Linked DNA regions of Homo sapiens: region 2 is linked to region 1. Evidence: chromatin loops called from intact Hi-C (ENCODE). Cell type or tissue: A673. All regions are shown on one strand.

What was found. Peaks named below come from ENCODE experiments on the same cell type or tissue, not always from the same donor. Only the 100,000 strongest peaks of a DNase experiment are listed, where the experiment ranks them.
Region 2: a loop joins it to region 1, with 2.2 times the contacts of the local background. A loop is called at or near these places in 1 of 110 quality-filtered maps.

The regions. Positions count from the first base shown.
Region 1 is chr11:30,811,755-30,814,254 of GRCh38, forward strand. No RefSeq gene overlaps it. Among named protein-coding and RNA genes, the nearest start is that of LINC02859, 78 kb to the left of the region's middle. In A673, no CTCF peak of the experiment used is centred here; DNase peaks (open chromatin) are centred at 777 and 1,247; H3K27ac peaks cover 1,661 bases.
Region 2 is chr11:30,913,104-30,915,603 of GRCh38, forward strand. DCDC1 (doublecortin domain containing 1) reads right to left here. Exons shown (of 39, transcript NM_001387274.1): 27 at 2,408-2,500. The region is part of intron 4 of LOC105376611 (a long non-coding RNA gene); the gene reads left to right. Among named protein-coding and RNA genes, the nearest start is that of LINC02859, 180 kb to the left of the region's middle. In A673, CTCF peaks have their summits at 1,260 and 1,470; a DNase peak (open chromatin) is centred at 1,248.

The sequences.
Region 1 (2,500 bases):
TTGGTGGTTTATTTTACTTATTGTAAAGGAGCTTCCAATATAGGAAGAATGTGGTTGAAAGCCTGTTAACACTGTCCACCACTAGCAGCCAGGAATGTGTCTTGGGAGCACAAGGCAGCTTCTACTTCAGAGCTCACTTTATTTTTTTCCGTTAAAAGAAATACTTCACCTTACAACTCAGCAAAACTTTATTTGGGGTCTTGTTTATCATAGTGATTTGACGATAAATACTTTATGTGTCTGGGCACTCGGGCTATGCATTAGAAAAGGCACGAAGCCTCCTCTCAAGAGTTCACAGACTATATACATCCATGTTCAGAAAAAATGAATACATGCTAAAGGAAAATTTAATTCAGCCTAGAAACTATTTTTCTTTAATTATAAGATTGTGTTCTGCATAAAGAATCCAAGAAATGTTCCACAAATGATTAATCTTAATGTTAAGCAGTGGCTACCCTGAGCACTCTATTAAATGAACCGTATGAAACCGCCTGGTCAATAACTGTGGAAAATCAGTAATTTTATATAGTTTAACCTAACAGCATCTGGGAGAGAGAAAAAAAAAAAGAACATCCAGACTCTCCACATTTTTAGAAATTGACTATCTTGAAAATGAATATCTTTGAATAAATTATTTTTCAAAGTGTCCAGGGCTGTCACTTTGAGATCTGCCTTCTTGTGAGTGGCTCTCAAAGACAAATATGAGCTCCACTTTCTGCTGTCATCATTTCTTCCCTTTGCTTTTTACCTACAGCAATTAAGACACAAGTAACATGTTATCTGCACTGCTTTGATATTTCCATTTCATTTGCAACTTCAGCGCTCCTCAGTCATTTTTGACACTCTTATAATTTTTATCTGCAATTACGCTTTCATTATCTTCCTTCCTGATATTTTAGATGTCCAATAAGCCTCTCAATTTCCTTAATTACCAAGTAACCTTCCTTCTTCATGCCGAGGGCTATTTTTATTCCTACAATATTTATTACTAATTGGCACCCACACACTTTTATACTTATAATAATTTTTCTGTTCTGCCCTTTATTTACCCTCTGTTTCTCTCTTTGAGAAACATTTTACCCTCCTTGGCAATACTTGATGCTAGTTCTTGGGAGTGGCAATATGATATCAATTTTCCTTGAACATAGTTTGAGGTCCTACTTTAAATTTACAAGTGTCATTTTATGCTTCTTGAATAGTTGCACCAGCTTCCTTCCTTCCTTCCTTCCTTCCTTCCTTCCTTCCTTCCTTCCTCCCTTCCTTTCTCTTCCTTCTTCCTTCTTTCCTTCCCTTCTCAACAAATATCATCATACCAATCACAACTCCTGCACCAGAACTATGTTATTCCTATGTGCTGCTACTTGGTCTTGCAGTTCTTGCATTTACCATTGAAATATTTTGCACTTTGCATTCTGACCTTGGAGCAAAGAGTTTGTAGCTAGGGACACATAGAAGCATTGACACTAATTCCCTGTACATTTGGAGCACGTCTCAGAAATGCTGTCTCAATTACAAGTTCATATTGTCAATTGTTTCTTCCCATAAGTAGAAAATAGACTTTTGTGTGGTACCTTCTACATCATTGAAAATTCAGTGGATATTAGTATGTTGGATGTGAGTCACCAGAACTTACCCTTTTAGGAAAAGTAACACTACCTTTAAAATATGTATCTTTTGAGGCTGGACACAGTAGTTCATGCCTGTAATTCCAGCACTGTGGGAGGCTAAGGCAGGAGGATCACTTGAGCCCAGGAGTTCAAGGCTGCAGCTAGCTATGATCACACCACTGTACTCCAGCCTGGGCAACAGAGTGAGACCCTGTCCCCCTCTCTTTCTCTCTCTCTCTCTCTCTCCCTCCCTCCCTCCCTCCCTATCTCTCTGTTTCTCTCTCTCTCTCTCTCTCTCTCTCTATATATATATATATATGTTTAATTAAATGACAAATACTTATTAATTGCAGATATATCTATTCCATCTACAATGTAGATGGAAAATGAAAATAAAACCATCTGTACTACCCCAGAGATAACTACTATGAAATTTATTCTTGAATTTTTTTTTTAGACAGAGTCTCACTCTGTCACCCAGGCTGGAGTGCAGTGGTGCGATCTCTGCTCACTGCAAGCTCTGCCTCCCGGGTTCACACCATTCTCCTGCCTCAGCCTCCCGAGTAGCTGAGACTACAGGTGCCCACCAGCACGCCCAGCTAATTTTTTGTATTTTTAGTAGAGATGGGGTTTCACTGTGACAGCCAGGATGGTCTCAATCTCCTGACCTCGTGACCTGCGTGCCTCAGCCTCCCAAAGTGCTGGAATTACAGGTGTGAGCCACCGCGCCCAGTATCTTGAATGTTTTTAATAACCTTTGTTTCAACTAACCAAGAAGGCTTCCCTCTCTGCTCTTTTCCACTATACAATTTATATTTATTTTTCTCTCCTGGAGTAAGGTTTATTATTTTCTCAAGGGGCTTATGATGTGTTTTTGTTTTTTCTTTCATCTA
Region 2 (2,500 bases), 100 kb after region 1:
CCACACCTAATCAACAAGACTTCTGCAAAAACTCTTGGCCGGGCGCGGTGGCTCACGCTTGTAATCCCAGCACTTTGGGAGGCCGAGGAGGGCGGATCACAAGGTCAGGAGATCAGACCACGATGAAACCCTGTCTCTACTAAAAATACAAAAAATTAGCTGGGCGTGGTGGCGGGTGCCTGTAGTCCCAGCTACTCGGAGAGGCTGAGGCAGGAGAATGGCATGAACCCGGGAGGCGGAGCTTGCAGTGAGCCGAGATCATGCCACTGCACTCCAGCCTGGGCAACAGAGACTCTGTCTCAAAAAAAAAACAAACAAAAAAAACTATTTTGTTCAAGTCTGTCTGGGTGTCCCTAGAGGGGGACTTGTGCTTATCAGCAAATCTTGTCCCACTGGGCCCCCTGATGCTCCACCTCTTCTCTCTGGACTCTGACGTTTCCAATGACGGATCAACCAATATCACCATCTCCCTTCCACTAACTGCCTCTCTTTTCCGTGTCTTGACATGAGGAGCTCCCAAGATGACAAAAGTACAGAATGTTCTGCAAAGTGGGAGGAGATGGAAAGAAACTGTCCTTCTCTTCTGTGTTATACATGGTTAGATTTTCCAAGGCAGTGCTACACATGACCCAACATCTCATAGAGTTTTAGGCAGACAGACACTGAGCAAGATTCAGAACTAGTATTCTCTTCCAATGACCAAGTATTCCTGGGTCAAACTCATTATGCAATGGCTTTCTCTTGCCGTAGGGTCACATTCTCATTCCCCATGCATGTCCACCCAAATTTATCAGCCATGCTCAAATTGCAATTTAGGTTTAAGTGGGGACCTCTACTATAATACAGAAAGCCGAGGCAATAATATAAATTGCTAAATACAATGTAGAAATGAGGAAACACTAGGATGTCAGCTCCATAAGAGTAAAGATTTTTTATCTGTTTTGTTCTTTGTAAAGCAACAGCTCCTAAAACACTGCCCTCAATAACCCTTGGCAGTTGAATGAATGAATTCTGGTTCCATATGGCAAACCATTCACAGAAACAAAAGCCTGCTGTCCTACCTACACATTGCAAAGGCAGCTTAGCCCAGGTGAATGGGGCAAAGAAACACTTTCACCAGGTCTGTCTACACAATTGGTTTTCCCGTCTTTTCTAACATCAGCCCAGCGAGTTCTCCTTGCCGGAGGCTTTGCTCATCTCAGTGAGCAGAGTAAGACCAGCTCCTCTCCTGCCCAGGCAGGGCTCGCTGCTGCCGCCTGCTGAAGCTTGTGCAACCTCCCTCAAAGTACTGATTCATAAGCCTTTTCATCGCAGACCTTTTGAGAAGCCAGTGAAAATCTCAGCTCTTTCCCAGAAAAAATAAATTGCACGATGCACAAACATACACTTTGTACACTATTTCAAGAGATTAAAGAGGTCCCTGGAGGCCCACCATATCACACTAATGGTAGAATTTGAAGCAAACCAATCTAAAAAACAGGGAATTGTTTTCTTTTTTGTTCGATTAAAGAAATGTTCCATATGCACCCAAAAAAAAAAAAAAAAAAAAAGAGAGAGAGAGAGAAATGTGTAATCAACCAGCATGGACCTAACAGCCATCAACATTCTGCCATTCTCATTTCATCCATTCCCCTCAACTTTTAAAATTTTTATTTATGATAGAATGTCTTACAACAAATCTAAGATAGCTTTTAATTTTATCTGTAAATACTACAATGTTTCCAACTTATCAGGACTTTTTTTTTAACATTACCATTGAACCATTATTGGACCCAACAAAATTAATAGGACTTCCTTAATGTCATCAGATAGCCAAGCTGTTTTATATTTCTCCTGATTATCTCAAAAATAACTTTTTTACAGTACTGTAGTTGGTTCAAATTTGGATCCAGGACCAGACATTGAATTAGGTTGATATATTTGCTAAGATAGGAATTAGTTTATACTGCGTGAGTGGAAACCACAAACTGGTTATTTTATGAAGGTGGAGGAAAGAGGGAAGGTGTGTGTTGGGGGAAGGATGGGGAGTAAGTTAATGAAAAGTATCAAAAAATTTGAAAATTGGGGACGTTTTAGAATTCTTATTTGATCTATTCATTTCATAAAAATGACATTGATGCAAGTTCAGTCTTGAGCCCAATGGCCAGATAAAACTATACCCAGGAGATCAGAGGGAACATTCCTCCTCTGAATCTGATTGTGGATAAATTGTATGTAGCTTACCTAGCATTTACATTTGATTTTATTCCCTTCCTCTTCTTTGGCTAGGATAAAGAATTATCAGCTAAGTTAAATAGAAGACCCAGAATTCTCAGATATAGTTCATCTTGTTCTGTGGGGACCATGCTAGACTTATTAGGATCCTATTCACCTTTTGATATAGTAAACCCAAATATAATGGGATTACCTGCTGTCTTCCTGGTGTATCCAGCGCTGATGACTACCATCAGATTTCTTCTCCACCAAAACCACCTCCATGCCTGATCGGAGATTGGGACCT